2 separate regions of the Homo sapiens genome follow, and region 1 is linked to region 2. Evidence: read pairs that join two places in POLR2A ChIA-PET (ENCODE). Cell type or tissue: PC-9. All regions are shown on one strand. Each heading gives the region's core, and the rest is flanking DNA. Links, peaks and the distances in the headings are about the cores only.

What was found. Peaks named below come from ENCODE experiments on the same cell type or tissue, not always from the same donor. Only the 100,000 strongest peaks of a DNase experiment are listed, where the experiment ranks them.
Region 1: POLR2A ChIA-PET joins it to region 2 with 9 read pairs; 3 of 35 experiments call an interaction of 5 or more read pairs at or near these places.

Annotation. Positions count from the first base shown.
Region 1 is chr2:193,902,057-193,907,536 of GRCh38, forward strand. No RefSeq gene overlaps it. Among named protein-coding and RNA genes, the nearest start is that of LINC01821, 440 kb to the right of the region's middle. In PC-9, for the core only: no CTCF peak of the experiment used is centred there; no DNase peak of the experiment used is centred there; H3K4me3 peaks cover 1,402 bases; H3K27ac peaks cover 473 bases.
Region 2 is chr2:195,332,411-195,337,890 of GRCh38, forward strand. The region is part of intron 1 of LOC105376755 (a long non-coding RNA gene); the gene reads right to left. Among named protein-coding and RNA genes, the nearest start is that of LINC01825, 200 kb to the right of the region's middle. In PC-9, for the core only: no CTCF peak of the experiment used is centred there; no DNase peak of the experiment used is centred there.

The sequences.
Region 1 (5,480 bases), core at 612-4,611, 1.4 Mb before region 2:
GTGCGATAGTAAATTGTGCTTCAGATTGAGAACTACTGACTCTTCATGGAAGAGATTGTCTGTAGGATATATTTCGTGTCAGCCTTTTGCCATTCAATAGTCATAAGGAAGGATATTATAAAAAGTAAATAAATCTTGGGGTGGGGGCTGTTAGGGGAAAGTCTAATTTCTTTCAAGCTGTAGTGTTCTTATATTCTCCATCACTTTCTAATTTTTTAATATCATATTTCATATGTAGATAGAGCCATAGATTATACAGGAAGCTGTTCAAATATCTATGTATGAAGCTATTCATGTAATAAAGAATTACATCTTCATATCTGCTTTCTTACATTTCAAAATTCCGTCTCTCAGAAGTATATCCTGAGTCTAATTAAATTGTAAATTTAGAATCCCCAATGAATTAAGAATCTTCCCAACCAAGCTGCAGATTTTATGAGTTTTGAAATGAACATATTTTCAATTAGAGTGGATAGTATGTGTTATTTTTTCCTGCGGGCAAATAGCCAAAATATATGCATTTCTCACTATACATACATGACACATGGAGAAGAAAGCAAATTTAATGGAACTGATGCCTTTGTAATGGCTGTGCAGGTCCCATAGGATACTCTTGTTGTGTAAGCAAATGGGTGAATGAGTGACTAGATGAGAATTTTGGGGTCACATTGCACTGCTCAATTTGGGACTGTTGATGTTTATAATTAAATAGAGAAATATCTAAATCCATACACAAAACATTGAAGGGATAATAAGAAACCACTGATGATAAGGGTATGAGGAAATTAGCAAACACTCTTACACTTCTGATGGGAATTTCAACCGATACTCTTAATTGGACCAAGGGTAAAATAATATAACAAAATGGCAAAAATAAATAACAGAAATACTCTTTAACTCAAAAATATCTCCTCCAGGAATATATTTGATAAAATGCTAACACAAGTATAAAAAGAAACTATTGCAATATTTTCTGTAAGAGCAAAATCCCATAAGCAGCCTGTCATCTACCACAGTGCACAGTTCTAGAAAATTAAAACCTAGGTGTGTGAAGTAGTTCTTAACTAGACCTTCACATCAGTATCAACCAATGTGAAAATGCTTTAATACATAGACCAAATGCTTACATTAACATGCCATATGAGCATTTTAAAAGATGTCTATATTGTGCTTATTTTATGAGACCACCAAAATAGATTACTTTATAAAGAAAAAAGAAAGGTAAAGAATAGCATTTCCATTTTAATTAAACAAAATGGTGCAGATGCATTAAATATGTATATGTGTAGGATATATATATATATATATATATATATATATATATATATATACATACTGTAAGATTACTATAGAAACAACTTCCTAGTTAACTATGTAAGTGGGAGGACAGTTTGTGGGTAGGACAAATAATATTTTTACTGTTTGATATTTTTATCATGTGCATTCATTATTTTATAATAAGATTAGGCCTGGCATGGTGGCTCAAGCCTGTAATCCCAGCACTTTGGGAGGCCGAGGCGGGCGTATCACGAGGTCAGGAGATCGAGACCATCCTGGCTAACGCGGTGAAACCCCGTCTCTACTAAAAATACAAAAAAACAAGCCGGGCATAGTGGCAGGCGCCTGTAGTCCCAGCTACTCGGGAGGCTGAGGCAGGAGAATGGCGTGAACCTGGGAGGCGGAGCTTGCAGTGAGCGGAGATCGCGCCACTGCACTCCAGCCTGGGCGACAGAGCGAGACTCGGTCTCAAAAAAAAAAAAAAAAAAAAAAAGAAATAAAGAAAACAAACTATCAGCCATGTGGAATAATTTATACCTTGGAGGTGGAGCCAAGATGGCCGAATAGGAACAGCTCCAGTCTACAGCTCCCAGCTGTGAGCCAGGCAGAAGACGGGTGATTCCTGCATTTCCAACTGAGGTACCGGGTTCATCTCACTGGTGAGTGTTGGAAAGTGGGTGCAGGACAGTGGGTGCAGCGCACCGAGCATGAGCCGAAGCAGGGCGAGGCCTCGCCTCACCCGGGAAGCGCAAGGGGTAAGGGAATTCCCTTTCCTAGTCAAAGAAAGGGGTGACAGAAGGCACCTGAAAAATCGGGTCACTCCCACCCTAATACTGCGCTTTTCCAATGGTCTTAGCAAACGGCACACCAGAAGATTATATCCCGCGCATGGCTCGGAGGGTCCTACGCCCACGGAGCCTCCCTCATTGCTAGCACAGCAGTCTGAGATCAAACTGCAAGGTGGCAGCGAGGCTGGGGGAGGGGCAGCCGCCATTGCGGAGGCTTGAGTAGGTAAACAAAGCGGCAGGGAAGCTCCAGCTGGGTGGAGCCCACCGCACCTCAAGGAGGCCTGCCTGCCTCTGTAGACTCCACCTCTGGGGGCAGGGCACAGCCAAACAAAAGGCAGCAGAATCCTCTGCAGACGTAAATGTCCCTGTCTGACAGCTTTGAAGAGAGTAGTGGTTCTCCCAGCACGCAGCTGGAGATCTGAGAACCGGCAGACTGCCTCCTCAAGTGGGTCCCTGACCCCCCGAGTAGCCTAACTGGGAGGCACCCCCCAGTAGGGGAGACTGATGCCTCACACGGTGGGGTACTCCTCTGAGACAAAACTTCCAGAGGAAGGATCAGGCAGCAGCTGTTCCTTCCTGTTCACCAATTGCTGTTCACCAATATACACTGTTCTGCAGCTTCCGCTGCTGATACCCAGGCAAACAGGGTCTGGAGTGGAACTCCAGCAAACTCCACAGACCTGCAGCTGAGGGTCCTGACTGTTAGAAGGAAAACTAACAAACAGAAAGGACATCCACACCAAAACCCCATCTGTACGTCACCATCGTCAAAGACCAAAGGTAGATAAAACCACAAAGATGGGGAAAAAACAGAGCAGAAAAACTGGAAACTCTAAAAATCAGAGCGCCTCTCCTCCTCCAAAGGAACGCAGCACCTCACCAGCAACGGAACAAAGCTGGACGGAGAATGACTTTGACCAGTTGAGAGAAGAAGGCTTCAGATGATCAAACTACTCCGAGCTAAAGGAGGAAGTTCGAACACATGGCAAAGAAGTTAAAAAACCTTGAAAAAAAAGTAGACGAATGGCTAACTAGAATAACCAATGCAGAGAAGTCCTTAAAGGACCTGATGGAGCTGAAAACCAAGGCACGAGAACTATGTGACGAATGCATAAGCCTCAGTAGCCGATTCGATCAACTGGAAGAAAGGGTATCAGTGATGGAAGATGAAATGAATGAAATGAAGTGAGAAGAGAAGTATAGAGAAAATAGAATAAAAAGAAACGAACAAAGCCTCCAAGAAATATGGGACTATGTGAAAAGACCAAATCTACGTCTGATTGGTGTACCTGAAAGTGACGGGAAGAATGGAATCAAGTTGGAAAACACTCTGCAGGATATTATCCAGGAGAACTTCCCCAATCTAGCAAGGTAGGCCAACATTCAAATTTAGGAAATACAGAGAATGCCAGAAGAGTCAGTTTTCTCATCGGCTTTACTGATGCTCCAGACTATACAAACTAAGTATCCCATATCATAAAGTATTAGGACATGAGGGCAACTGATAACTTTCTCATTCCATATCCCTCACTTTTCCTCCTTGGCTTAGCACAGTGACATTCTACTGAGCACTGGTAATGGGAGTAAGGTGGTTAATAAAAATCTTTGCTTAAAGGCCATAGTTACTGGAAAGTTAAGACCAGATTCTACAGATTTGTATTTATACGTTCACATTAAAATCACCTGTAGAATATTTTAAAACTAGATATTTGTTGGCCTCATGTTTTGAAGCTTGGATTCAGGATGCCTGGGTGAAGCTGGGGTATCTGTGTATTGAAGACCCATTGCTAACTCTAATATACAGTCTCAGTTTCTAGAGGGGGTAAAATAAAGCGTCAACATTTTTTAGACCATATGCATAAATGTTACTCTTTAATACATCCAAAAATGACAAAAGAGTAATTTAATCTCATCTTGTTTAAACACTTAAAAACCCAGAGAGAGAAAGAGATAAATTTGAAGGGATGCTGATGTGTAGCAGCGCCAAAGGTTACAATTTTCTGTTTCTCTCTGTTTGCCACTCTTCTGATTCTGTTCTGGAGGCCACTCTGCTATGTGAGAGAAAAATCCCATTTTTCCCTAGCCATCAGTCATGCAAGATCCCCCGCCATATATTTCCGGGGAGGTAGCACCTTAAATGGTAGCAGGATCTCAGTTAACCACGTAATATTCATACCAATACTTTTAGTATAAAGACAATTCAATTTCTGTAATTTCCAAGTTGTGCCTCAGAAACAATGCAACTTTTGAAAGTTTTACATTAGCCTGCATAATAAGTGCAAAGTATTTATAATGAGATTTGCTTCTGGCTGTGAATTGGCCAATGATAGAAGATCATATAAGAGTAGAGGGAAGACAGGATGTGGAACATCTTCCAATTTGGTGAAGGTACATCACTGATAAAAAGAAAGGCAGACATTTAGTGAGGTCACCTAAGAACTCTTATTGTCATAGGAAATGGTCCCAAATGGGCAGCAGACTCCATCCTGGTAGAATTTTTGAAGGAATTCCTCACTAATATAGGGTTAGGAGCATCCTAGATATTCCAGAATTCAGAAGTCTTTCTGCTTAGCAAGAGTGTAAAGGCAACTTCTCTGCCTTTAAGCAGATGGTTATAAATGACTAAATGTTTTTAAAAAGCAAGTGAGTCCAGGAACAAAGTAAATACTTACAGAAGAGGATAACACTTTGTAGTGCATCATATTGAGCATTACCAAAACCCCTTAGTACAACAATTTCATTTCATTATGATATTTTTTCCTCATTTATATATAGCCCTCTAGGTCTATCTTGTGGTACGTTGTTTACTTAAGGAAAATAATATACAATAAAATGTATTTATTGGAAGGAACTTGGTAGTAGTGCCCCAAAGACTCTTTAGTTTAGCATTTTACTATTTAATTTAAAATATATATAATTATAGTGTTATATTTTTGTGATTCTCAATATAACTAATATTTTCACATATATTGTTTAAATCTCAAAAGTACCTCATGAACTAAGTATCCTTATTACTTCTGTTTTACAGATGAGTGCAGCTCAAGTAAGTTAGCTAACTTACTCAAAACCAAATAATAGCAATTGGCATAAACATCTTTTTTTCCAACACAGAACTTCTGCCTCCCATTGGTGATAATTAATAATAGTATTTGATTTTCTGGGATTCTATGAATAGAATGTAATTTTTATTGCTTGTAGAAGCTTTCTGGCCTTGGTACTTCATTCAATCAACGTTTAATAATGTGACCTCCTTGAGGTATACTGTTAGAAAATAAAATTAATTAGTAGGAGCCCAATGGTGCAGATAACATAACTACTGAAACATCTGGTTCTCCCTCCCATGTAGGACATGGGCTCTACAAAGGGATAATTTTGAACCACAGATTTTTTTTTTGTATTGGGAAAGTAATTCAT
Region 2 (5,480 bases), core at 991-4,990:
TAAGAAAGAACTGCCTGACCTGAAGATTAAATTATATTTTCTAAATTATTATACAAATACCAGCATTTGACCTAGTCCCTTTAGCATAATTTTTGTATTCTTTCAAGATTTGCTAACTGAATCATTAAAACATGGTTGATGCCATGAATTAAATCACTGTTTTTTCATTTGTACTTGTACAAATTAATTTCAAATACAATCAAGAAAGTAAATATAGCAGACATCTTCTGTCTTGAAAGATACACAGAATACTTGGTGGAGATTTTAATGTGGTTATTAGTATTCAACCTATTATCAAAAAGCCTCTTCTTTAATTATCAGTCTTTTGCATTTAACATCTTTTATCAAGATTAAGAGGTTCACATTTTTAACATTTTGCACTTGTTTTTGAATGAATAGTTTCATGCAAGTCCCAAGTGTGAGTTTAGCAGAATTTCAATACTTCGATATTTATACAGATTTCTAAACTAACCCAGAGGTCACTTTGAATCTATCTTTCTTCTTATCTATTTTATTGTATTTCTACTTCAGTTATTCTCTAACTATATCACTTTTCAAAGAATCATATTGTATAATTCAGTCAGTGGATTGCTTTTATTTCTATTACCATTATCTATCATTTGACTTGTTGAGTAACTATAATTATCAGAAAGCTTTTCTTTAAACTTTTGGGCAAAGATGATGGGCATTAAGTTTGCAACTATCAATATTGCCCAAAATCAAAGCTTTCACATGAAAAAAATTCTTTCCAAATTCGCTTAATTTTAGAAATACAAAACATAACTAAACAGCAGCTTCAACTAGGGCAAGCCCAGAAATACATTTAGTAAACCATGTTCAATCTTTTCAAAATTCAAAGATATGCCCTTCTACACTCTAAAAGTGTCTGAACATTCATTTTTGAAGTTATTTTTAAATACACTCCTCCAATAAATTAAAATTCACATTATCCTACATTAAAAATATTAGGACAGCATGAAGTCATTTGTAAGACTTTTTTCAAAAAGTTAATCATAAATGCTTAAGAATAAGAATCTTTGAGGAGTCATTTAACCTACATATACACCCACCTCCACCAATTTTGGAGACAACTGCATCAAACATACCCCAGCCAGATGGAAATCTAAATCTTATAAGAAACAAATTCTATAATCCACTACTCACTGTCAGGAAATTCTCCTTTATGTTTAAACTACAAAGCTCAGGCTACAGATTAAGCCTGTTTCCTCTAGTTCTATTCCTGGTGGAGGAGAAAAACAGATGGACACAGTCCGTCATGTAGTTGAAAACAATAATTAGGTCACTTCTTTCTCCAACATAAGGCAGAAAAAAGTTCTTTGGGTATTTTTGTATGTATTTTATTTCCTAATCATGTAAGTGGAGGCCTTCTGTGCAAAAAAATCAGCTGGTAGGCAATGCTTGTTCTTAGGAGTCTCATCTTCCAGGTATCAGCAACCTCATGTTCCCTCCCTGTTTGTCCCTGTCTGAAATACCTTAGAATCATTGCAGAAGAATATGAGATAGAAATGAGAGGAACAAGGGCTTCATCAGTTAAATGAGCCTAGTGCTTCATTTTGGCCTGAGAGCTTAATGGATCTGCAGTGAAGCAACAGTCATACAGCACATTGAGATACCAAGTGAAAGAGGTGCAAGTTCCTATTAAGGAGTCTGAGCAGTGAAGAATCTACATAAGCAATAATGGGAACTGCAGGTGTGCATTCAGCATCTGGGACTTCTATCTCAAGGCAAAGTGTTTTTCATTTCAGAAAAGCTGAAGGGCAAGAATGGCCATTGGAATAAAAACTTAAATTGGGTCTAGAATGGAGAGCAATCTGAAGACCTCAGCCATATGGAGAAAGTGTAAGAAAACTTGGAGAACGTGGAGGTATTACCAGCTTCCTACAACCTGCATCAGAGGTTAACACAGAACACAAGGGAGGAAGGCAGACATCAGTAGCAGAGAGCTCACATTTGGTTCACAGACATTCATGCCTTGATGGAGCCAACTTGATAAAAATTTACCATGCAGGATTTCAATCTTAATTAAGAATTAAGCTTTTCAATTATGTATTCATATTTTTTTAGTATTTACCACAAACATCTACTATGGAAATAGCAGTGAGAAAAACAGGGGAAAAAATTCCTGCTTTATGGAGCTTACATTCTAGTGTGACAAAATATAAACAAGATAATAAGATACATTATATAGTGATAAATGCTATAGTGAAAAAACACAAAAGTATGGCTTTTTTTTTTTTTTTTTTTGGCAGCTGCAAGATTTCATAGAGTGAAAACAGAGCTCCCATACAATGGGAGGAGACCCAAAGGGGGTTTCCACCGCCAGTTCAAATGCTTGGGTTTATATCCCGATCATTGTCCCTCCCCCTGTGCTCTCAGGCGATACATGATTTGACTATTTCTTTACCTCCTGCTTTTAGTCTAACTGGTATTTTAGTGAGCCCTCTTTACTACCTGATTGGTCAGGTGTGAGCTGAGTTACAAGCCCCATGTTTAAAGGTAGGTGCTGTCACCTTCCCCAGCTAGGCTTAGGAATTCTTAGTCGACCTAGGAAATCCAGCTAGTCCTGTCTCTCAGTTCCCCTTCTCAACAGGAAAACCCAAGTACTGTTGGGGAGGTTGCCTGACGACCGCTCTAACTGCTTCCTGCTGAATTGGGGTGTAATAGGGGTCATGCAGTTGAGATTTCCTCTGGAGAGGTGCCTTCGATGTCATGAACATTGGAGCATGGGCTAGCAGGCCAGTCCAGCAGTCCACGGTAGATCTTAGTCATGGGCTGCATCTGGGGCTCCATTTGAAGAACGATTTGTAGTTTTACAGTTTGATTCTGGAAGAGACAAACTTAACAAGGAGGTTAAAGATACAGGGATTGAAATGTATGGCCTGAAGTGTAGGGGATTATTTCTTTGGCACACTTCACAGGCCCTTGATAGTTTTGCAAAGGCTTGGCCCAGTAAATGATTTGACCATCTGATGGGTGCTATCAATGTCTGAGTAAAAGGTTTGGTGAAGGATTTTAAGTAATTTCCACTGGTTAGCTGCAGGCAAAAGTATTTTTCCTTCTTTGGTGGCTAGCCATCCTGAGGGGAGGAAACTATGTCCTTGTGAGGGTCCCCATTCTATTTCTTCGGCTGAGTACTGGGGCTTGGTTTCCTGGAGGGGATTACCCCATACTAGGGGTCTTTCTATAAGCTTTTCTAACAGAGGGTCCCGCCTTGTGGCTCTTTTGGCTTCAATATCCACTTGCCGGTTCCCTTCTATTTCCCTTTGTTTTCCTTTCTGATGACCCCATCTCTTCAGGTTTCTGTACAGCCAATAACAATCTCTTAATGGCTTCCTGATGTTTGATAGGAGTTCCCTCAGAAGTTAGGAATTCCCTTTCTCTCCATATTGCTGCGTGGGCATGGAGGACTAGGTAAGCATACTTAGAGTCTGTATATATATTTACCCTTTTTCCTTCTCCTAATTCTAGTGTATAATGGCCCCTGGTTTTGCTAGGATGTCTCTCCCTAACAAAGGAGTGGGGCTTTCAGGCATAATTAGAAAGGCATAAGAAAAGAGTAAAGTTCCCCAGTCACAAGTAGTGGCTGGGAGAAGTATCTAATGACTGCCTGTCCTAGGACCCCTCGGATAGTGACAGATCTGGAGGACAGTTGTCTGGAACAAGAGAGTAAGACTGAGAAGGCTGCGCCAGTGTCCAGGAGACAGTTAGCGTCTTGGCCCTCAATGGTCAAGCATACCCGGGGCTCTGTGAGGGTGATGGCATGGGCTGGCGCTTGCCCCGGGCACCCTCAGTCCTGCTGCTGGATCATCTAGTTAGTGGCTTCTGACTCAGAGGACCTTCGTCCCCTGGGGCAGTGGGCCTTCCAGTGATTCCCTTAACATAAGGGGCATGGACGAGGGGGCGGCTTATTTCTATTCAGACAATCTTTTTTAAAGTGTCCTTGTAGACCGCACTGGAAGCAAGCCCTATTAAGCGTTTGATTTGCCCAGCCTTTCCCTTTTCCAGAGCCTCCAAAGTCCACTTGCCTGAGGGCCATGACTAAAGCGGTGGCCTTTTTTCTTTTATCCCATTTGTCCCGTTCTGCCTGCTCCTCCTGATCTCTATTATATAAAACCAAGGTTGCCAAGTTCAATAGGGTTTCTAAGTTTTGCTGCGGGCCTAAGGTGGACTTTTGAAGTTTTTTCTAATGTCTGCAACTGACTGAGTGATAAACTTATCCTTTAAGATTAGTTGACCTTCAGTAGAGTCAGGTGACAGAGAGATACGCTTCCTCAATGCCTCCCTTAGTCTCTCCAGAAAAGCAGTAGGATTTTCTTCCTTTCCCTGTGTTACAGTGGACATCATTGAATAATTTATAGGCTTCTTCCTAGTTTTCCTTAGTCCTTCTAGCACGCAAGTTAGCAAATGTCTGTGGCACCAATATCCATGTTCTGATTCTGTGTCGCAGTGAGAGTCTACACTAGGAACTGCCTGCTGGCTTGTGAGGAATTGCTCTCCTTCTTCTGTTGTCATCCTATTATTGACCTGACTGAGATACCAGAGATCGCCAAACTCTTGGGCTACAGTTATGGTGGCACTTCTCTCATTTGGGGTTAGTGTCTGATCTAGCAGTAACATTGTATCTCTCCATGTCAGATCAAAGGATTGTCCTAACCCTTGTAAAACACCAATATAGTCATCAGAGTTATCTGAGAATTTACCTAGGTCTATTTTAGTTTGCTTCAAGTCTGACAGGGTAAAAGGTACATACACTCTGACTGGGCCAAATTCTCCAGAATACATCTTAGTGGAGTTTTTCCTTGCGGGGAACGTTTCCCATCTGAAAAAAGAACATATGGATGCCAGCAGCCCTAGTCATTTTCCAATGAGCATTAGTCATAGAGCATCCTTGATGGTCCTAATGCTTATTCCTTTCCAGGGTGCATAACCACCCATGGACCTCTGCTTATCGGATTAGTTACGCTCACCGATGTAGCAGTCCTACACCTGTTTTCCCGCCTTTCTTGACCACAAAGAAAGGGGTCTGGGCTGCTGGATTCTAGTGGTCCTTTACCACCATGCCTAACATTGCCTTTGTGCTCAGGGGTGAGTTCTAGAGCTGGGCTGGGTTCCTGAGTATTTCATAACAACCCAGCTGCCCCATCAAGATGCATTCCCATAAACAACAATTCTTATGCAAATTTGTTTCAGAGGGGGTGTAGGTAACCTTTTGAGTCAGGATTGAGATAGAGTTTCTTGATTCTGTAAGTATTTTAAGGCTTGGCTGAGTGCAAACAGCTTGTACCTTTGAACAGACCAATTATTAGGCAATTTTCCTAACTGCTTCTATAAGAGTTTCCCTATCAGTTACTGAATACCCATTGTGGTTTTTTGTTTTTTTTTTCAATCACCCAGGAGGAACCATCTATCATCCTGTCCTGAAGGGAGTTTCTCCTAGGTCTGGTCGGACTTTTGTATGG